Regions from separate parts of the Mus musculus genome. Here all the other regions are linked to region 1. A link is a loop called in an ENCODE intact Hi-C map of the cell type or tissue named here. Cell type or tissue: left cerebral cortex. All regions are shown on one strand.

Evidence for each region. Hi-C counts contacts between places; a loop is a spot of excess contacts. Peaks named below come from ENCODE experiments on the same cell type or tissue, not always from the same donor. Only the 100,000 strongest peaks of a DNase experiment are listed, where the experiment ranks them.
Region 2: a loop joins it to region 1, with 4 times the contacts of the local background. A loop is called at or near these places in 3 of 42 quality-filtered maps.
Region 3: it touches region 1 in a loop (4-fold over the local background); 2 of 42 quality-filtered maps call a loop at or near these places.

The regions. Positions count from the first base shown.
Region 1 is chr13:111,389,828-111,397,827 of GRCm38, forward strand. No RefSeq gene overlaps it. Among named protein-coding and RNA genes, the nearest start is that of Gpbp1, 96 kb to the right of the region's middle. In left cerebral cortex, no CTCF peak of the experiment used is centred here; DNase peaks (open chromatin) are centred at 4,706, 5,307, 7,352 and 7,582; H3K27ac peaks cover 2,694 bases.
Region 2 is chr13:110,621,163-110,629,162 of GRCm38, forward strand. Gm33045 (predicted gene, 33045) reads left to right here and starts at 6,083. Exons shown (of 6, transcript NR_167735.1): 1 at 6,083-6,287; 2 at 6,910-7,031; 3 at 7,950-8,000. In left cerebral cortex, no CTCF peak of the experiment used is centred here; DNase peaks (open chromatin) are centred at 3,265, 4,653, 5,672, 6,225 and 2 more places; H3K27ac peaks cover 4,344 bases.
Region 3 is chr13:111,095,538-111,103,537 of GRCm38, forward strand. No RefSeq gene overlaps it. Among named protein-coding and RNA genes, the nearest start is that of 3110015C05Rik, 130 kb to the right of the region's middle. In left cerebral cortex, no CTCF peak of the experiment used is centred here; DNase peaks (open chromatin) are centred at 108, 745, 1,359, 2,012 and 6 more places; H3K27ac peaks cover 4,598 bases.

The DNA of each region.
Region 1 (8,000 bases):
TTTCCTTTTACCGATGGCTAGGTGACATTTACCTCTTTTCTCCTACAACTCGCTTCATGAACCACAATCTGAGTGATCCAAAATGCCCGAGTGCTTTGACAACAAGAAAAGGAGACTGCCTATCTATCCTTCCTGCTATGACTCTCTCCAGGCAATACACAGACAGACATGTAAGGGAACACAGGAACAATTCTTCTTCTCCAGGGGGTTGTGGGACCTTTCTGTTGCCATAGAAAGAACTCCATTGGAGTTCTTATCAAGGTTCCTTTGTGCTTACTTATGGGAGTTCCAAGCTGTATTTCTCTTATTGCAACTTAGAGAAACTCTTCACCAACTTTAAATGGAAAAAAGAAATGCAGAATCACTTGCTAAAGACAGCACTCAACTCCCTGGTCACCCAGCACTCAACTTCCTGGTCACCCAGCACTCAACACCCAGGTCACCCAGCACTCAACACCCAGGTCACCCAGCACTCAACTTCCTGGTCACCCAGCACTCAACACCCAGGTCACCCAGCACTCAACACCCAGGTCACCCAGCACTCAACACCTAGGTCACCCAGCACTCAACACCCAGGTCACCCAGCACTCAACTCCCAGGTCACCCAGTGCTCAACTCCCTGGTCACCCAGCGCTCAACACCCAGGTCACCCAGCACTCAACACCCAGGTCACCCAGCACTCAACTCCCAGGTCACCCAGTGCTCAACTCCCTGGTCACCCAGTGCTCAACACCCAGGTCACCCAGCGCTCAACACCCAGGTCACCCAGCACTCAATACCCAGGTCACCCAGCACTCAATACCCAGGTCACCCAGCACTCAACACCCAGGTCACCCAGCACTCAACTCCCAGGTCACCCAGCACTCAACTCCCTGGTCACCCAGCACTCAACTTCCTGGTCACCCAGCACTCAACTCCCAGGTCACCCAGCACTCAACTTCCTGGTCACCCAGCACTCAACTCCCAGGTCACCCAGCACTCAACACCCAGGTCACCCAGCACTCAACACCCAGGTCACCCAGCACTCAACTCCCTGGTCACCCAGTACTCAACTCCCTGGTCACCCAGCACTCAACTTCCTGGTCACCCAGCACTCAACTCCCAGGTCACCCAGCACTCAACTTCCTGGTCACCCAGCACTCAACTCCCAGGTCACCCAGCACTCAACACCCAGGTCACCCAGCACTCAACTCCCTGGTAACCCAGTGCTCCTCCCCATGGTCACCCAGTGCTCAAATTCCTGATCATCCACAGCACAAACTTCTTTGAGGTCTCACTAGCTGATAAGTCACTGTGGTGGAGGTGGGACAATGGAGCTCTCCAAAAGCTGTTTCTGATTAGTATGCTTGGCTCTAAAGCCAAACTCTTGACTTGAGGCAAGAAGCCAATTATTTCTAAGCAAGGTTGAATCTTGACCTTGAAAACATTCAGGGATTAGACTATTCAGTGAATCGGAAAAAAATGTTTTGGCTGGATTTGAGGTTTATTTTGTTTCTTTTTTTTCTTTTGAATAATTACCTTCTTCCTGCTAACCTTCAAACTCTAATACAATTTTTCATGTCATCCATATAAATGATCCTTCTCCAATGATTCAGGATAAGTTCTGAAAATGATTCTAATTCATACTTCTACCCTATGCCCAGGATACAAACACATAACAAAGAATAGTGCGCATCCTGGCACATGGAAGGTCTTAAATAGATTTTATCTAAATTGACCTCCTTAGTTTTATGCTTTGTGCTCTCCATTCTCTCACGTGGACCACACATTCAGCAAGTATCAGTACGTATCATACCTGTCTTGTGCTTCAATAACTGCAAGCTCGAAACCATGCCACTGATTTAAGCAAGTTCAGTAGTTAAAGGCATGGTGGCCCAATGCCTTTAATCTCAGATTCTGAAAGGCAGAGGCACATAGTTCAAGGCCAGCCTGTTCTACCTAGTACGTTCCAGGTCAGCTAGTCCTACACAGTGAGGTGATGTCTCAACAACAACAAAAAACAAAACTCAGCAGCTAAAGGCACCTGTCACCAATCCTAATGGCATGAGTTCCCTCTCCACAGCCCACACGGAAGAAGGAGAAAAGATTCTGCAAGGTATCCTCTAGTGCATGTGCATACACACACACACACACACACACACACACACACACACACACACGAGCATGCGCACACACAAGAGCATATGCTGAATAAACAAATGTACTTTAATGATTTTAAGAGCACTCTTCTAAAAGTTGGGAAGGCCAGGGTCAACGGGCTCCTGCCTGGCATGGGTCCTCCTGCTGCACCAACCCACAGCAAAAGGCAAGAGAACATGCAAGAGAAAGTGAGAGTAAAAGTCTGCACTCTCATCCTCCGGTCCTTCTAAAACCCACATCAGTCCATTCACGAAGACAGAGTCCTTGAGGCTGAAGCACTTCACAGAAGTCCCCCTTTCATGCTGCTGCTCTGGAGGTGACATTCCCAGTGCACAGGTTTTTTTGGGTTTTGGGGGGGCAGAGGGGTGAGGGGAATGTGGGGAAGCACATTCTAAATTGAGCATTAGGGATTATGACTATTATTTTTATGTTCTAAATCTCGCTATGAATTAGCAGTTATAAAGAGAGTTGTCAAAAGGTATATCCAGACATTGTCATCCTTGAAAGCACATGGTCATCGTTATACAAGGATGTACATATCCTTAGGCACGTCTGTCACTGTGGGGACTAGCTGCAGTTACAGATGGACATGGGAGTTCCCCTTCCGAAGCTGCTGCAGGAAAGCAGCTCAGCCTATCCTTGCACATCCATGACAGCAATTGCACTCACAGCAGCCGTGATATAGAGCAGATCAAGTGCCCATCAGCCCATCCTTGCACATCCATGACAGCAATAGCACTCACAGTAGCTTTGATACAGATCACATCAGGAGTCCAGCAACAGATGAGTGGATAAAGAAAACACAGTGTGTACACAAACCATGACGAGAAATGAGAGCATGATGTTTTCAAGAAAATAGATGCAACTGGTCATCTTTATGTCAGGAGAAAAAAACCCAGGCTCAGACAGGCAAACCCCATGTGTTTGCTTCTGTATGAAAAACCAAAAATTAAAAGTAATTGTGTGTGTATCTCGAAACTGAGAGGGGCTGTAAAAAGGAAGAGAAAGAGATCTTTAGGGAGGTAGGAGATAGGGTAAAGGAACATATTCGAAGAATACAACATAGGGCTGGAGAGATCGCTCAGCGGTTAAAAGTACTGACTGCTCTTCCGAAGGTCCTGGTTCAAATCCCAGCAACCACATGATAGCTCACAACCATCCTTAATGAGATCCGATGCCCTCTTCTGCTGTATCTAAATACAGCTACAGTGTACGTACATATAACAATAAATAAATCTTGGGGCCAGAGCAAGCAGGGCTGGAGCGAGCAAAGGTCCTGAGTTCAATTCCCAGCAATGACATGATGGCTCATATCCATCTGTACAGCTACAGTGTACTCATATACATGAAATAAATAGATAACTCTTAAACACACACACAAAGACGACAGCATGGTCTAACTGTGGAAAGAAAAGAAATGAGCTGGGGGGGAGGGGCAGTGTGGGGCCAGGGAATAGGAGGGCGTAGGGGAGTTGAACAAAAGAAGAAAAAACGTATATCACATATACAAAAGTACCATAAGGATGGGCTGACCAGCTCAGCTCCCTCCCAGGCCCAGCTCCTGGGCTCTGAGATTGGCCTGCCCACCCCAACATCTACCAATGAACTGCTGGAGTGCATGAAGGAGCAGGTCCTACATATGCAAAAATAAGCATCTCCATGACACAGGGCAACATCAGGATGCCTGAGAGAAGTCTCCGTGAGGATCCAGTATTCACAGAGTCGCAGAAGCCAGAGGCCTCCGACCTGAGCCAGGAGTCATTGCAATGAACATTCACAAGCAAAGAAGCAGGCTGAAGGGTACACCATGGGACACACTGTGACACAATAGAGATTTTTTTTCCTCTGTTGCGGGGAGGTTGCAAGGGTGGGCGGCAGGTACGAGGGGAGGGGGTGGTGAATGGGACTGGGTGGCATGATAGGACATTCACAAAGAAACCAACAAAAGGATAAAATGGACAGAATTGCCCTATGGCAGAGCCAGCGGAAGGACTGAAGGAGCTGAAGGGGGTGGCAACCGCATAGGAAGAACAACAGTGTTAACTAACCTGGACCCCTGGGACTGAGCCACCAACCAAACGCTATACACAGGCTGGTCTGAGTTCTCCAGCACATATGTAGCACAGGCTACTTTGTCTGGCCTCAGTGGGAGAAGATGCCCTTAATCCTGTAGAGACTTGATCCCCAGGCAAGGGGGAAGGGAGCACCCTCTCAGAGGCAAAGGAGAGGGAAGATGGGGCAAGAAATCTGTAAAGAGGGCGGGGGGGGGGGGCGGCAACATTTAGGGATATAAAAAATGAATAAGGAAAAGAGAAAAGAAAATTCGATAATGAGCCCATTACTTTGTATGCTAACCTGAAAAGATTAATTTTAAAAATTCCCTTTAACTAAGGCCTACCATGAAGCCATGACTATCTGTGACAGAAGCAACTGGAAGACTGGCGCTTTCCCAGGACTGTGGCTTGGGTGACAAGAGAGAAATCTGTGGGACACTCTGTAAATGGGGTGTGAAACCAGGATATGAACTACCCAGGAGTCACCTCCTTCTCACACATGAGCAAGTACAGCCTCCTTGCCTTCTCGCTCACCCGCTCGCCCGCTCGCTCACTCACTGCCTCCCTCACCACTTCCCTGGCAGCCAGTGAGGTGTTTTCATTCCAATGGGGCTTTTCCAGAGCCAGGAGCTCTGAAGCTGTGGAGCATCAGCAACGGGAACTGAGCAGCCAGCATCCAGGGCGCCTGAACTGGAGATCACCTTGGAGAGCCAGCCCTACCTCATCCTTGGAGCAAGCTGGCTTGGAGTGGACCTTGAACCTGGCTCTGCCTGCTTCAGAGCTGGGGTGTAAGCATACAGACCACTACATACAATCTAGCAGTCTGCAGGAAAAGCTGGCAGGTGGAATTTCATGCCTAAGTAAGTGGAAAGAACTGAGGTTGTAGTGGTCTTTTGGGGTTTTTTTTCCCCCGTTTTATCTGATGTGCTATTTCTTTTTAATCCACTTCTTCTAACATCCTGTTGGGCCTACGCTGCCTCTTATATATTTGGGGTTGGGGAGGAGGGACAGGAAGGGAGGCTGCAGGGAAGATTGTGATGGATCTGAACAGGAAATGTCTTTTTGACAAATGAAGGCTCTCTTCCCTTGCCTAGTTCTGAAACGCCTCTGGCTTGAAAGTTCTCCATATGCTCATAGCTGTTATTTAGGTACACCACGCAATTTCTAAACAAAGAGCTCCATTCTTGGCCCCCACTTACACAGCCTGCAACAGCAAGGCAATGTTCCACTGGAGAAATACAGGAGATCTAGGGCTGAGTGAGACCACAGGTCACAGAATAAAACGTGATTGGCAATGACAATAGGACGGTGTGGGTAGTCAGGGCCAATCAGCCTGCCCGAGAAGAAGCTTCTACCTGTTTCCAGAAAGTTCCAACATTCCCATGGGTGTTGCTTAGCTAGGCTTGCTATAACAAAGCACCCTAGACTGGGTGGCTTAAAGAGCAGGAAGGTAGCCTCACACTTTTGAGACTAAAGGGCTAAGACCAAGGTCTTAGCAAGGTTAATTCCTTCTGAGACTTTGTGAATCGGTCCTGTCTCTCTTCTGGATTCTGGTGGTTTTCTACCCATTGCTATTGACCCCCCGGGCTATCACCTTGAAATCCACATTTGTATCCATATACTGCCCTCCCCACGGGCATGGCCTATGACCACATTTCCCTTTCCATCCGCACACTGTGCAGCATGCACACACACAAACACACAAACCTCACTCGATTAGAGGTAAGCAGCCAGTGTTGGTAGATCTCTTCAGCCAGGTTCCAGAGAGAGGATCCATTCCTCTGTCTGAGCCTCTGAAGGAGGATTCCACAAGCCAAAGGGTGGAAAAGCGAGCTCACCTCCTAACCCCTTCCAACTCCTGATCCCGTCCACCTCCCCTCACCCCCTCACCCCCCCACCCCACCCCCCACCCCCAACTCCCATGCCATTCTAACCCTGGATGAATCCAGGCTCTTTTCAGCTCCCACCAGAATCACTTCAATTCAGTTTAAAATCAGGGAAACTACACCACAGGTTCTCAGCCTGTGGGTTGTGACCTCTTAGGACTTGACAGACCCTCTCACAGGAGAAGCCTAAGACCATCGGGGAAACACATTATATGATGCATAACAGTAACAAAATTACAGTTATAAAGTAGCAGTGAAAATAATTTTGTGGTTATGAGGTCACCACAACATGAGAAATATATTAAAGGTTGAGAACCGCCGAACTACAGGGCTTTTCTTCAGACGTGCCAGCTCTCTGCTCCAGAAAATTCTGATTTGACCCAATTTGGACTCACTATCCCAAAAATCATACCTACTCCAATAGAAGGAAAAGCTTGTGGTCAGCTCAGGGGTAGCCTAAGAAAAGCCAGTGGACACTTTTTCTGGGACACATGGGGCCCTCAAAAAGGTCAGGCCTTAAAAGGACAAAATCCTTTGTAACTGAGGGTGAAAATCAGCTCTGGAACACTGGGGCTTTGACACACGCACACTGGCTTTCGGGTACCTGCTCCCTATAGCAAAAGCTGCTACATTTACAACCCAATTCATGAAGGCTAAGCTTCCCACTTAAGGCGGCAGGTGTTTATTGGCAAATAAAATACCCAGCATCCACCTGAAACTGTCCCATATGTCCTTTGCGGGTATTAAGCCATTAAAATCCGGTAGCTGGTGAGATGGCTCAGAGGTTAAAAGCACTGACTGCTCCTTCCAGGGGTCCTGAGTTCAATTCCCAGCAACCACATGGTGGCTCACAGCCATCTGTAATGGGATCCGAAGCTCTCTTCTGGTGTGTCTGATGGCAGCTAGCATGTACTCATATAAATAAATAAACCTTTTAAAAATCAAATATTTAAATATTTGAAATCCACACAGCCGCTTGAAGCAGGTACAAGTATTCCCTCATTTTAGCAAGGAACATGGTGCACAAAGGCCAAGCAGCCCCCCTGAGCACACCCAACCTGTGAGTGCTGGAGCCTAGGTCTGAACTTTTGACATTAATAGTCTAGGTGCTGAACTGCTGCAATGGAGGACTAATGTAACTTTTAAGGAGTTGACAGAGCAAAACGTAGACGGAAATAACCGGAAGCTACAGCTGAACCGGAACCTGCTTGACTGTGCCACAGTAGCTGCATTTGAGAATGCGCTTTCTCCCACTCAACAAGCCTAGCCAGAGAATAAACAAAACTGTGTCCCCTGCCAGCCCTGCAGCATAGTGTGAACCGAAAAGGGGAGGCAGGGTGGGAGTGGGGAGTGGGGGTGGGGAAGGTGTGCCTGCTCCTATCAGGACAGCAATCTCTGGAGCTGCAGGCTGGGCTGTAATGTCCCCTAAGAGTCTTCCCTCTTTGCTTGCTCTTCCGTAAATGCAAATTCTAAAATGGCAAACAAACAAAAACCTGGCCCAGTTTCTACTTAAGAGTGTGATTTCCACCTGTGGGAAGAAGAGTGCTGCCTAAGCCTCCCACACTTCCGTGCGCAGCTGTCACAGACCTTGACAGCCTCACCTCAGAGCCGGGAGGATGCTGGGACTGGCTTCTTTGTTTTTGAGTCAGTTCTTAACTCTTGGGAAGAGAGTTGACCATCATCCCCTTGGAAAGCACTCAGAAGCCCTCCCCCTCTTTAAACCAATCTGGACTACAGCATCTGTCAGTTTCACCCCCAAGGTTACTGCTGCTCTGCAAATGCAGGGGTCAGAGTGACTACAGCTGCGCACTAAGTTAAGCTTAACAGCCTTGTTTACTCTAGCAGGTTCCTGGTAAACAGTGCTGGGGCTGGAGAGGCTTGTCCTGTTTACATTAGCATGACAGATCCTAGTTGGGGGTCC
Region 2 (8,000 bases), 770 kb before region 1:
GTAAAATGGGATCTCATGAAGCCGAAGGGCAGCTGTCCATCAAAGGAAGCAGTCAGTCATGTGAAGAGGTACCCATAGAAAATGCTTGTTAACTATCTACCTGATGACGTTGTCTAAAATATATAAAGAACAAAAAACAACAGCAAAAACCCAAACAAACAAACAAATCACCAAGAAAGGAGCCAATTGAAAAAATGGGCTTTGAAATTGAACATAATATCCTCATAAGAAGGAATACAAAGAGTTAACAAATACATAAGGAATATTTAAGATCCTAACCCATTAGAGAAAGGCATATTAAGACCACTTTGTGATTCCATTTACCCCACTCAGAATGGCTGTCATTAGGAATACAAACGCTGGCATACATGAGAGGAAAGGAGAGCCCTTGTGGAAGTAGGAACTAGTGCAGCCAGTCTAGAAACCACTCTGGATGTTTCTAAAACAACAAGCTAGCACTAAATCTACCATATGCCCCAGCTCCTGGGCATGTACCCAACGACCTTTGTTTTAATAGAGATACTTGAACATCCATATTCACTGCTGCTCTCTTTACAATAGCTAGGGGATGGAATCAGCCTAGATGCCCAACATCTGGTGAATGGATAATTATAATACAGTACATATGCACAATGGAGTATTACTCAGCTGCAAGAAAAGTGAAATTTACAAGGAAAATGGATGGAACTGAAAAAAAAATCTGAATGAGGTCATGCAAATCCAGAAAGACAAATGCCACACCTTCCCTCTCATGAGGGTGCTTGATTCAGTTGTTTTGTTTTGTATGTTTAACATGGAGTACATATACAAACAGAGAGACTGGAAATGGTCCACTGATGGAGGTGCACCTAGGGAGGAGGGATACAATGGAGGTGAAATGAAAGCAGAGGGGCTAATACCTGGGGGCAGAAGGGTTCAAGCAGGAGGAGGAATGATGGGGATTGGAAAATGAGGGGCCAAGAGAAGCTTTTACCAAAACGTGTGCAGGAACAAGTGCCTTAGGAAGGCATTTGACCTTGCAATGCAAGTGAAAAAGACATAATAGCAGAACATATGTATCAACCTGACAAGGTAGGACCATTCAGAAAGAGAAAACTTCAACTAAGGAAATACCAGATGGACCTATGGGCAAATCTGTCAGGCATTGTTTTGATTAATGATTTTCTATTAGAAGGTTCATCCCAGAAGTGATTGTCTCAGTTTCTATTTCTTCTGTGACACACCCTGACCGCAAAGCAAGTTGTGGAGAAAGGGTTTATTGGGCCTACAGTACCACAGTATAGTCTATAAGTGAAGAACCAATGGCAGAAACTCAAGCAGAGAACTGGAGGCAGAAGCTGATGCAGAGGCCATGAATGGGTGCTGTTAACTGCCTTGCTCCCCATGGCTTGCTCAGCCTGCTTTATTATAGAACTTAGGACCACCAGCGCAGAGATGACCTTGCCCACAATGGGCTGAGCTCTCCCTTTAATCACTAATTAAGAAAATGCTCTATAGCCTGGCCCACAGCCCTCTCTTAGAGAGGAATTTTTCTTAACTAAGGTTCCCTCCTCTCAAACGACTGTGTTTTCTGTCAAGTTGACATACCTCTAGCCAGCACACTGATGATGCCAACCTTGGGTAGGTGGCCCTGAGTTGTACGAGAAAGCAAGCTGAACAGGTCATGAGAAGAAAGCCACCCACAAAGCAGCATTCCTCTATGACCTTGGCTTCAGTCCCTGCCTCCAGGTTCCAGCTATGAGTTTCTGATAAGACTTCCTTTGATGACTGTTATATGAAAGTATAGGAGAAATAAACCCTCCCACCCCCAAGTTGTTTTGATCATGGTGGTTTTATCACAGCACTAGGAACCCTAATGAAAACATCATATAATGTGAGAGAATAGGAAGAATGTATGGGGAACTAGTGACTTAAATAGGGATGAAAATGGGGGTAAGGGGTTGAGGTACAGGGAGTGGGGTTCCCTGAAGAGAGATGCTTTATGAGACTCACTAATTTGTCAGTTAATTCAGAAACATGACGCTGAACATGGGTGAATGATAGTGCTCCCAGAAACCACGGGCTATTACATGGAAATCTTAATACCAGGCAGATGTTATTCCTTATAAGTACACATCGGAGGTTCGAGGAGCTGTTTTCTTAGTTGTATCTGACACTTGCTCCAGAGGAGGGAGTAGGCTTGGTATATAAATATGGTCAAACCCATGGCCAGGGGAAGACCTTTTGATGCTATTATTCTAACTTCCTATGCTGTCCAACAGCTGTCTGTATGTTTGTGTCTGTATCTGCAAATTGATGCTGAGCCCAACCTGGATCAGAGAACTTCTTCTTGCAGAAAGTAGTGCATTGCTGATCTAAGTGCTGAGAAGGTGACCGTGAGTTTTCAGCTATAGATGGCACACCTACATCAACCCTCTCTCTGCAAGGGTTATGGAACAATAGCAAAGAAGGAATAGCAAGCATGTTGGGTGGGAAGTAATACTATAAAGTGCTCTCCTGTGGATATTACATTGCTCTTGACCATATGGACTCATGGCAGCTAGTGTTAGTCTCATAAGACCAGCCCAAGAGCAAGCTATTTAAAAATTCTGCCATGGAAAATGTGGGATTTTTGAATCCCTCCCCCTACCAAGGAGCTGCTGGCCGTGGGTGACTGCTGGAAGAAGGGGCATTCCATTTTCCTTAGGAGTGTGCCCACTGACAGTGTCCCCATGCCCTAGTAGATGACCCCATACACAGCACATGACACTAACTGGATTCCATAGGTTCAAAAGTAAGTTAGTCAAAAATTACAAGAGGGAGGCATGTAGTTTGGAAAGAAATCTGAAGTGGTGTCTGGGGTTGGGGAATTGGAAGAGATATAAGGGGTAGATATGATCAAGATACATTTTATACAACAATGGCATTAACAATTAATAAAGAAAAATAAGTTTTACGGGTGGTGGTGGAGGAAAGCAGGTGCTCTAAGGAATCAGGTACTGGAGATGAGCATTTTCACATTTCAGGAATCAGCTGATAAACCAGAGCTAGCTTCTGGCTCAGAGGGTGACAAACTGCATTAAAATAACCAAAGGAAGTGATGTTTCAGGACACACACACACACACACAGTGAAGGCAATAGAAAATATGAAAATGTGGTCCCCCGGTTGAGCACCACACAGAATCTCACAGTAAGTGGGATATTGATGCTAATTTTGTATCAGAAGATAAAGGAAATCTTTGTGGCTATTGCATCTCCCAAGGCTGGAGTTACACTTTACTGAGACGATGCTACTGGCCTTTTTTCTCAGAAGATGGGTCTATGGTAAGTGAGGTTATTGTGGGAAATCCAGGGGCATGACCTGCAATGACCCACTCCCACACAGACACTGCCAGTGAGACGTAGATACAGAAGCTGCATCCTCAGAGATGCTAGAATCTGTGATCTGTGAGTCCATGGTATTTCTATCCTCTCTGAGTTCTACTAGGTAGAAATGACTGGGAAATTCCACTCACTTTGAAAAGACTGGAGTCATTTTCTTGTTTTGGAAACAGAATTTTGCCATTATAATAAAGAATCCACTTACAATTACAAACAGTAACTGGTGAAAATTATCATAGTCAATATCATTGGAGTTAGAAGCTCATATGGGGTACTCACCGTAAGGTCATGAAGATGCTAGCTAGTCTTTGTAAATGAGTTTTACCTTTCATATTTGCTTGATTTTGAGGAATTGGCACCATCATCCTATTCTTTAATTAGACAAGATGAATCTCAGCCTCCCCAAGTACATTTGCTTTTCTTATATGCTCTTAAGTACCAAGTGAAGACACTGACTAGTTTATAGTGCTCCTAAGTACCAAGTGGAGACACTACCTAGTTCAGCTCACCCCCACTACCCTCACTGTGTACAGCAAAGACAGCCCAAAACAACAGCTAGAAAGCTCTGAATTAATTCCACACCACAACTTATCTCTTTTGTGTTTTTGTATTTACCAAATACCATTCTCAAAAAAATAATCGAACTCACTGAAAATCCTGTTTGCTGTTGTCGAGGCTGAAAATTGGTGACAGCAACTTCAGATACAATTGGGCAGGTTCCTACAAAATGGACTGTACCCATGCCAGAGATGCAGTTGTACATTTTTGTATTTATCCAAATGATTTTAAAATGGGTAGCCACCAAAAGCCTTCCCATGGGTGCTTGTAACAGTTTTAGTCATAGTTAACAATATATGGACACAATTAGAATATCCTGCAATCGGTGAATAGATAAATGTATATTAACCTAACAGTAGAGCATTGCTCATAACAAAGGGTAATTCTACCACAGCATGGATGATATTGCAAAGCAAAAGATGTCAGCCTACAAAGGCTGCACACCATGATTCTAGGTTCCAGGATTACAGAAAAACACAGTATAGAGATACCAAGACCGCACTGTATGAATTCCTCTTTGCCCTTATAATCAATATCAGACAAGGAGCAACTTAGAGAGCAAAGCTACATTTGGTTTCCAGGAAGAGAGTGCACTGTATTCATGGAAGCTTGGGGCGGAAGCATCCCCTGGGTGTGCCAGCAGGAATGTGAGGCTGCTTGCTCACATCTAAGAAGACAGAAAGGAACTCTGCACTAGCTGACTTTCTCCTTTCCCCTCTCTGTGCAGTCCCGAACCACAGCCTGTGGAATGGGTCCACCCACGTTTAGTGTGGATCCTATCCCCAAAGCTAATCCTCTCTGGAAACGCCCTTGGAGACACACCCAAAGACATTCCCGAGTCACACCCTAAATATTACTTAATCCAAACAAGTTGACCTTGAAGATTAACCATAGCACAGAAGTTAGAGGTGCACACTAGCAGGTGGAGTACTGGGGAGTCGGTGCCATGAAAGGTATTCTGTATGTTATCACAACAGTGTGCTCATGACGACGTATGTGAACAAAATCCTGTGGAACGAACCCCAATGGAAATGTCTTACTTACGCTAGTAATAACTGGTAGCAATGTTAATTTATTACTTAGAGCAAATGCTTCTCACTGATGCAAGATCATCGCAATAAAAGAAACCGTGTGAAGCAAAAGCTTTCAAATGTTTGTTTTTAAAAACAAGCATCTTCATACCTCAAGCCTTCTTTGTCAGAATGCATTGTGGGTGCCAGAGACACCTGATTATGTCATTGTCCCGGAGGCTTTAGCACATAATTTAGCATGGCCATCATCAGGCTAAGCAAGAGCCTGAGAGTGCTCACGTTGTCCAGCACACTGAACTGGAACGGGTATGAGATGCTGGGTCTCTGAGAAAAGAAGAGTGTGGCGTTGAGGGTGTGAATTTAACTCTTCACTTGTGCTGCTTTGGAAGGAAGGGGTTAAGGGTTTGCCTGGCTGTGGGAAGTTCCAAGAAGAAGGACAGCAGTGGGGGAGAGTCACAGAAGCAGAAGCAGAAGCAGATAAGATTTCTTAAGAGGTGACATTTCCTCCTCGGGAGCATCCTGGACTTTGCAGTTTCTTTGGAAGTGAGGGTCTTTCCTGCTGTCACTCTGAGCCTGACTGTCTCTTTCTGGGGCTCTTTTCTGGTTTCAGTTTGTCTCCAAGTAGGAAATGTTAACAGTCATTGCTGTGGGAATATCAACCTCATGTTTTTAATAGGACAAGTAGCCGATATTAGAGATATGGGTGAATGAAGGTATGCACTTGCATGGTGTTTGTGCTACCCAGAATACCTCAAGTTCAAGGCTGTTGTATCAGTCGGGGAGAAGACTGGGAAGATGGGTTCCTAGTAAACACTTGAGCACCACTCACAGGTCCACTGTTTATCTGTTCTCTCCAGCAAAGAGCAATCACCAACAGGTTCTTTTTAATACTAGTCTAGACGAGGTTTTGCAATGTTGCAGGTTCTTAATTGTAGTAATTACTGCCTGAGAACAATTAAGCAGTCACTACCAAACATTTCTATTGAGTGAATCTAGTGTCCTATTAATAAACAGTCATGAACTTATCTCTTTCTGGAAAAACCTCCCTAGCTGGTTCCCTACTACAGAAATCTCAAGCGGCGTTTGTTCCCACACATTCAGAGTTTGTAAAGCAGCTGTGTCCCCCTGAGCCAGACATGGTCCCCGTTCCTCTGAGGGCCAGAGGCAGGTTCTGCAGCTGCCTGCTGCCCTGACTATGTTCTTGTTACTAATTAAAGGTAGTGGCTGTGAATTCAGTGTGATACACAATAAGTATTCATCACGTAAGCCTGGGTGACCTGGATCTGCCTGCTGTGGATCCTGTTTCCCTCTGCCTGGCTCCTTTGCAAATTGCATCTGTAAGTATCTTTTCTCAGGGGAAGCAATTTCTAATCTTTAGATCAAAGCCAAGCGTGAAAGATAGCTTATCGTTTTTTTTTCAAATCATGAATTTCATATTCTAAATTATCATTTTATCTACAAACACCTACATCAGTGTTCTAGCCGGAACAGTATTTCTTTTCGTTCCTCTGTTCATTTGCTGGGCTGGATTTATTTTTTCGAGAGGGTTTCTTGTAAGCCGTATTCTCTTTCCTGCATCACATTGTGGAAACATAGGATGGCAAACTCAGCTGTCAATCAAAGTGCTCTCTGTTCTTAGTGAAGCTGAGTCAGTCCAGCCCTAGGAGGAAGCGTGTGAAGGAGGCTGTTAAATCTATTCATAGATGCGGAGATGTTCCAGCCGCGGTGAGAGGTTGCAAATGACGCATGAATGCACCAGCAGTGGTATGGAGGAGGAGGCTGCTGAGGAGGAGGGAGAGCAGAAGTGGGGGGTTGACGCAGGATCAGAGAATTATAGCAAGCTCGATGCCAGCCAAACCATTTCATTGCAAAGACACAATTACAAAGGCTCGTATGGACTGCATCTGTAGAGATGGCTGCTCTGACACATGTCCATGTCCTTTGTCTGAACTGTCATAGAGAGTGGTGGCCCTGAATACACTCCTTGTACGCATGTCCAAATGCTGCTGTGTCTTCAGAACCAGGACACCTGCAGTATTACCAACAGGTGCCAGTGACTTCTGGAAAACACATGACTGTAGGTAAGATGGAAAGGGGAAGACAGCCTCTGTCCATTCTGCTTGGACAGATAAACCAAGCCCCTGGTTCTAGATCAGAAGAGAAATAATACAGTCTGTGGCCTGAAAGAGATTGCAGCAGACTGTACTTTACAGAATTAATAAAAGGATTTGGGGGGTTGAGGATTCAATGCATTGCTGCCAGTAAATGGAATGTTACCATGGAAACTTTAGGGTTCTGTGTTATATAAGACTAACTCACCCCGGTTAGTGAATATGCATGAACATATGCAGGGATCCAAAAACAAATGCAAATTATCTTTCTATCATCCCTACCTATTATCAGCCATTTGAGAACCTACTGATGCCAGGGTGCTAGATATTGCTGTATATAAATGCTAATAGTTCTTATCTCTATGACCACTAGATTGCTAGGAGGGTCTGGGAGAAATGTGGCCTACATAGATGATGGAGAGTTGTTTTGCCAAGGGGATGACTGCTGGGTATCCCTCACTGAGTTTCTGTCAGTCAGGCCTATGTCATGAAAGGCAATATAACAGAATGGCCTCCAACAAGTGGAGTTTTAGTGGTGTCTCCCTCATGATCAGGATCTATTCAGGAAACCAAACATCCTCATCGGAGAATCAGACTAGATTTGATAACCTCTAAAGTCTCTTCCAAATTCAAAAGTTATAGCTTTATTTGTGAAGGTTCTTTTTTTAAATATAGATTTTATTTCATAATCAAATATAAGATAAAATATGCTATTTTAATATATAATTAAGTATATATTTAGATATATATTATATATTATAAATATATAATTAAAATATATAATTCAATATGATTAAATTAAATTTATATTTATATATATTAAAATATAAAATAAAATATAAAACTACTTCAGACATTTATAAAATACATTTTGGTCTTATTCCACAGCTTCATGGCCCTCACACTCTGCCTACAACCCTTCTTCTTCAGCCAATCTCT
Region 3 (8,000 bases), 290 kb before region 1:
GCAGAGGAAATACAGGCAGGACGTGTTACTCTGTTAGTTAGTGCAATGCCAAACCTTGTGCAAATGTGGTCAGGGGCAACTGGGAACACATTCACACATTCACACATGAGAGTGCATGACTCACGCTAAGAGAGGCTTGATGGAGCTGCTTTGTGTGCCTGCTCCATCACTCCCTCTCTCCCCGCTCTCTCCCCACCCCTTTCTCTCTCCCTTCTCTTGACAAAATTTATCAAGCTCACCTGAGTTTGTTCTAGAGTCTCCAAGAGGGATGGGATTCCAACACCACCTAAAATGGCTCTTTCGAGAAGATCCCAACTCCCTCATGTTGGCACATAGTTCATTTTAAAACTATCTTCATTAATTTTTACTTTCTAGAAGGTAAATTTAAAATACAAAACAGGGAAAGTCATTTCTATACAAATTTTATAACTTTTTATAAAGTATTTTAGGCATATACATGTGATTTTTTATAAACATTAGTCAAAAACATCAAGCTAAGACATAAGTGTGTCTTAAAAGCTTGAAAGTCTGAGCGCTCAGAGGGGTCTTGCCAAGAACATGTTTTGCAGGGTGGTATTCCTCCCGGGACACTTGCAGCGCACAATATCCAGATTAAGAGCCTGGGGAAGACAGGCATCTACAGTTACAGGCTCCACACATAGCTCAGACTGATCAGGGCACCATTTGCACTATGGTCTATGTAAATTGCACGCCTAGGGCACACCTCCATAGACCACCCATGCAGTTCCCATGGCAACAGGGACAGATGGACAAGGATGCCCTTCTAAAAGTATCACATGGCAACTACTAAAAACAATTTAACATTTTATTCTCATAAATGTTTTCCAATTTTAAAAATTCCACATATGAACAGAGTTGTCTCGCTTCTTAACAGCAGAGGAGAATTTTTTACAGCTTTATAAAAGTATACTGATCTTTCTAAATTGGGGCATTTATATCACCCCTTCCAAGGCTCATGGAACATCATGGAATAAGGGTTGGGAAATATGTACAAACCAAGATGAGGGAGAGATGCAAAATGGTATCACCGGGATATGGCATGGCTGTTGTACCCATGAATATACTCCAGCTACGGTTATCTGCACAAGACCAGCACAAAACTGGGTCCCTGGACCCATGGATTGGGGAGGCGTCCACAGGGGACTATTGGCAATTAAGGATAGTTAACAGAAGAGATATCATTTTTGTCAGTGGTGTACTCACAGATAAATTGACCTTGCTAACCTGATAACATAATACCACCAACTCTTGTGCAGGAAACCCTTCTCAGCGGGCCACACAGGTCAGGAAAATAGACGAGGACCTGTTGAGAAGAGATCCTGTAGGAGATGGCGGGGGATGCGGGAGAAGGAGGGTAAAATCACTGGAGTTCATTATAGACATGCATAAAACTGTCAAACAAACATTCCGTTTTTAACTTGAGTGATTTCTGGATTGTTACATACTTCCTTAGAGGCAGAAAAAATAAGTGTCCCAGCATGTACTATGACAGTACCCAGACAGGCCCATGTCTCCCTTGAAGTCATAGACGTTTCATTCCAAATTTATTTTTACATATGTCAATTCTTATATCTTCTTTCTGTTATTCACATAGCACAGAAGCCTAGGGGACAATGAATTATTATTAGTTTGCTTAATTACAAGGTTAAAAGTAGAAGCTATTTTCAGCTCCCCTCATAGGTAAAACTTACCTATCCCTTCATATAATTTTTTTTTAAATCTTATTCAAGTGAAATTTTTATTGAAGGCTTGGAGTCCAGAGATACATTTCTAATTGTAATGTGTTTTAATCCCTAGGGTCTCCTATTAAAATGACAGGCTTTGACCTTGAATGCCTTTTGCTTTAGGATTCAATACTGCCCTGAACAAAACCCCACTCATACATTCTGAAAGGAATCATTTGTTCCAATCCCTATGGCACAGTAAAGAACAATGCCAGACAATGTGGCTTGCCCACATGATGAGGCTGCCCCTAAAATAGGAATCCCAGAATATCTGCTCATGAGACTGGCAGCTGGAAGCATCTCGGGCGCCTGGAGCTGTTAGAAATTCAGAAAAAAAAAATCTTTGCTTGCCTCTCCTCCCTAATTCTAAAAGTCTCAACAGCTACTTTGAGAGGTCATACTACTAGCTCAAGTATAACTCGTATACTGACAAGCTCGTGTAACTGTCTTTACTATCATTACATGCCAACGGTATAATTTTCAGAAGAAAGTTTAGGGGTTTGTGCTGCTCTCTCTGTCTCCTAGGCAATGCTGGTTCAAACCCCAACCTCTGATACATAGGCTTCTAATAGCATGTAGAAAAGAGTGACTTGGAAAATCACTTGAACATCTAGGATCTACAAGGAGATCACCACTTGCCACTTTCAGATTCAGATGAGACACAGAAGCTGACACTGGCCACCTGAAACCACAGCTCAAGTCTATCTCTCCTGAGCCCAGATGAACTTTCCATAGCTCACCCAAAGGAACCTCCAGCTCCCCAAGTAGCAAAAGCTGAAAAGTACAATCTGAATAGCCACAGTGAACGATGAAAGATCTGAGCTAGCTGTTCATGTGGTTTGTTTTGTCCTCTGTCTCTTCTCCTTGCACATCGAAAGTTGCTGATGAGATTCCCTAAATGTATCACTTGGTGAGTCTGTCAGCATCCAGCTTAAATGGAAGCACTGAGCCTCAGTCGCTGACTGTCCCACATTCCGACAAGTCTCTTCCACCAAAGACCCCTATCATGCTTGACAATAAACAACTATTCAACAGATGATGTGGTCCGGCTATCAGGCTCTAGAGTCTACTCCATGTTCCCACTGGACCCTGCCATAATTCCCACAATACCTATTTCACCACTGACAACTCTAATACAAGGTTCCCTCTGCATAGTGTCGAACAGGTAGGACTGACTGTCGCTACTACCTTACATCACTGACAGGGCTCCATCTTTGTGACTCCTGCTCAACCCTGGAAACCTCTACATCAAATCAGGTCACGTCCGAGCCCTTAGTATTCAATATGTTACCTCCCAAGCCCAAGGACGTCAAATAGATGCTTGGGATGCCCAAGATGATTTGTGCCTCTTTAGCGATGCAACACATGGTTGTTTGTCTTTGGTTTTGAAAAGTTTTTTTTTTTTCCCAGATAACATGCATGGCAAACTAAAGTACCACAAAAGAAGGGAGATAATACATTCTGGCCTTTAAAAAGCCTAGGAAGGCACACTTACAATAAATCATTCATTTATAGAAAAGCTCAGTCCTTGAAGATTTCTAAGTCTTATTGTTAAACACTTCTAAAGCCCATTAAAGGAAAGTGGCACACTAACCCCTCCCTATGCCATCCCATTCTCTCTCTACGTAATTGCTCAGTTGTTCACAAAGGCTGGGCAGGAACAAGGTGGTCTGTCATGCGAGCAGCCCACCACCCTATAGCACCAGATGCTTAAAGTACCAAATTTAAATCTTCACATACTTCTCACAGATAAGTACATCTGCCCCTGTACCACCATTCCCATGAAATAACCATACTTCATGAAATGGAACAGGGCTTGATATTTTGAGTTTCTGAAGAAGAAAAAAAAAAGAAGAAGAAGAAGTCTTAAGCAACTAGTAATCTAAGCACTTCCTAAGAATTTGACAATTTATTTCTGTACTGTAATTTGACCAGGTATGTTTTCATAGGACCCCACAGCTAAAGAAGACAAGAGATACCCAGTCATCTGTGATTAAAGGCCTGAGTTTCCTGCACCTTCCCTGTGTACATGTTTATATAAGAATGCATGCCCCAGTCTCACAGCTGAAGCCAGAAATAGCCTTTGCATTTCCACCTCTCCATGGTTGCCAGGCTGCAGGGCAATCCACCCACTTGTGCGTCATGCAGGCCGTAGTTCCTTAGGCATCGCTAACCAAGTTAGCGTCAGCATTTCGCTGGTGCCCTATGCTGCTAAGGGGCAGATCTGTAAAGAGAAAGGGGGAAGGGTGCAGCCCTCCCACATTAGGCTACACAGTACCAGCCTCCCATTCTTCCCTTGCCAGGGCTCCAGGCTGCTCAACACAGTTTTTCCTGCATATTACCTACTTCCTCATCTCACGTACAATGAGAAAAAGACAGACAGGACCCTAACTCTCAGGCCCAGAACAGAGTGAAAAGAAGAGGAAAAGAAATGCATTCTTGGGATTTGAAAGAAGAGGAAAAAACACCTATCTCTCTGTCTCAAGCTGATTCTTCACCCACCTCAGGTTTATTTCCTCGACAATCTTACCAGTCTTCCTACTATGGAGTTCTTGTAGTTCATGTACCTGACCATTGCCTTCACAAAAAACCTTCCAGAAGCACTTTTCAAACGAGAATAACTTACAGCTCTGAGTACTCAGAGCTGGATAAATTCAATCTTGTCAGCTTTAACTGAAAGGAGGAAGCAAGGCAGACCAGGGACCCTCCCACAGCAAATACAGCAAAAGCCAAGTGTTAAGTGCGATGAGGCTGTGCCCTGGAGGTATGAGAAATGATTATCCATGCGCTCATGACACCATTACACATAATGTTCTGTTATGACAAAACATGCTCAAAGCCCCAAACTACCATGTGCACTGGTTATAAAATACACTAGAATACAGTACTACCGTGCTTAGGAATCAATGGACTCCCAAAACTGAGGCTATCACTCAGTGCGTAAGAGAATTTGTTATGCCAATATAAGGATTTGAGTTTGAATCCACCACACCCACATAAAAAGCCAGGAACAGCTACTTGTGCCTGTAACACCAGCATTTGATGGTAGAGATAAGAGTGATGGTGTGAATAAAAACAGCCCCCAGATTTCCGGACCTGATAGTGCACGCCTTTAATCCTAGCACTCACTCGGGAGGCAGAGGCAGGTGGATTTCTGAGTTCGAGGCCAGCCTGGTCTACAAAGTGAGTTCAAGAAGAAGAAGGAGAAGGAGAAGGAGAAGGAGAAGGAGAGGGAGGGGGAGGGGGAGGGGGAGGGGGAGGGGGAGGAAGAGCCCCCAGAGGCTCATATAGACTTGAAAGCTTAGTCACTAGGGAGTGTCATTAGGAGGTAGGGCAGGGTTGGAGTGGGTGTGGCTTTGTTGGAGGAAGTGAGTCAGTGGGATTGGGCTTTGGCTGAAGGTTCAGTTTCCAATGCTCAAGCCAGGCCCAGGGTCTCTGTGTTCCTGCAGCCTACAGACCCAGAACTCACAGCTCATGCTCCAGCACCATACCTGCCATGTCCTGACATCTGCCCTGCTATGACAATAACAGACTAAACCTCTGAGCTCTTAGCCAGCCTCGTTTAAATTCTTTATTTTATAAGAGTTGTAGTGGTCATAGTGTCTCTTCACGGCGCTATCACTGACTAAGACAACGAGCAAGTTCTTAGAGCTTTCTGATCAGCTGAGATAACGTGCAAGTTTTGAGTTCAGTGAGAGACACCATCTCAAAAGAATATAACATAGAGTAATAGATGAAGACACTGGCTATCCTCTGGGCTCTATGGGTACAAAAGCATATGTACAAGTGTGTAAGCCCACAAGGTACATACTGGATATATATATCACAAAGACACACATGCACACACACAGAGACTCCTTTTGTTTTATTAAAAAGACTACTATTTTTAAATTTCTGAAATTTTATCGCTATATACTTGATGGTGAACTAAACTTTATTCTTTAGGGTGAGCATTCCATAAGACCATTTGCACTTGAAGGATATACTTGCCCACTTTTCTAAATCATTTTTGAATTATGTCTTTAAATTTTCCTTTTTTCCAGCTTCTGACTATTAAAATGTGGTACATTTACACAACGGAGTACTACTCAGCTATTAAAAAGAATTGATTTATGGAATTTCTAGGCAAATGGATGGACCTGGAGGGCATCATCCTGAGTGAGGTAACCCAATCACAAAAGAACTCAAATGATATGTACTCACTGATAAGTGGATATTAGCCCAGAAACTTAGAATAACCAAGATTTAAGATATAATTTGCAAAACACATGAAACTCAAGAAGAGTGAAGACCAAAGTGTGGACACTTTGCCCCTTCTTAGAATTGGGAACAAAATACCCATGGAAGGAGTTACAGAGACAAAGTTTGGAGCTGAGACGAAAGGATGGACTATCTAGAGACTGCCATACCTGGGGATCCATCCCATAATCAGTCTCCAAACACTGACACCATTGCATACACCAGCAAGATTTTGCTGAAAGGACCCTGATATAGCTGCCTCTTGTGAGACTATGCGGGGGCCCGGCAAACACAGAAGTGGATGCTCAAAGTCAGCTATTGGATGAATCACAGGGCCCCCAATGGAGGAGCTAGAGAAAGTACCCAAGGAGCTAAAGGGATCTGCAACCCTATAGGTGGAACAACAATATGAACTAACCAGTACCCTTTGAGCTCGTGTCTCTAGCTGCATATGTATCAGAAGATGGCCTAGTCAGCCATCAGTGGAAAGAGAGGCCCATTGGTCATGCAAACTTAATATGCCTCAGTATGGGGGAATGCCAGGGCCAAGAAGTGGGAGTGGGTGGGTAGGGGAGTTAGGAGGAGGGTTTGGGGGACTTTTGGGATAGCATTTGAAATGTAAATGAAGAAAATAACTAATTAAAAATAAATAAATTTAAATTTTTCCCTTTTTATTTCAAGCCCTCTTAATTCAAGTTCTATATATTATAAGCAAGATTAATCGATCTTGTAGATTTTTATTATTTCTCTGTTTTTGTACTATCTCCCAACACTGAATTGTCTGACTCACCACATTTTTTTAATGTAAAGGTGTTCTTTCCTATTACATACTACTTCTTATAATCTATTGCTCCTGTTCCATAGATACAATATCTTATTTTATGGATCTATAGGAAAACAGTAATTGAAAATTAAGGGTTTTTTCCTGTTTTCTTCCTACTTACATTCCAATACAGAGTCTCACAGCACAACCCAGGCTGTTCTTGGTCTCCTGGTGCTTCTGAATGCTGGGGTTCTATGTGGGCACCATTGTTTGGTTTGGTTTGTTTGCTTTGATGTTTTTGAGGTAGGATTACTCTTTCATTACTTACCACCTTGCTGTCAATATTTCAAGCTCTGGTTATCCAAGAGCCCGACACTGGCACCTTTTTTCAGGACTTTCTTCTGGTATCTTTTTGTTCACTTTATTCTTGGAGATTGGCAAGTTCTGAGTGAGTTGGCCTTGTTGCATATCACATGCTTCCTTGACCTCTTTCTTTACTTGGCTTCTTCCCCAACTTCATTATGCATCTGCAGTAAGAATGTTTCCTTTATAGTTTAAAATCATTCCATCTCAATTTCTAGACATACTGTCACTATAGTTGGTACTTAGGTAAATACATGGATATTTTGCAATACATGTTAAGAAATAATAGACTCTTTCAACAAAGGAGATAAAAAATAATTTTCTCTTTTATGTAGAGATTTGATATTGATGCAACAAAATGGACAGTGATTTGCTCAAGAGTTTCAAAAATTATGTAGTTCCAAAGACAAGATATCATAAATCTGTCAAAATCTAATTTGATAATACATAAAAATCAGAATAATGTATTAAGTAGAAATTTGACAGGCAGAAATAAATCCTGAAGTATTTAAATAACATTTAAAAAACTAAAATTCCTCCTTTCCTAAAAATGTCATAACATTAAACATTGTCAGATATATAATTTCCTAAATTTGAAATTTCTAAGTTTTTTTGTAAAATACACCCTCTTAAATTCTATGAATATTGTAACACACACACACACACTCCACCGGGAACTTAGACATTATCACCACTTTGGAACAAAATATTATAGTGGGGGAAAGTACCTGAGAATTCCAGTCTTGATTTACAGAAAACTTAAAAGGATACCAATAGTTATTCAGAACTTACTTGGTATAATTCCATGCTTTAAAAAAAAAATAAAATAAAAGTAAATTTAAAAAAAAAAAGGCTTATCACCTTAAGGCCTGGTGTGAGGAAAAACAATT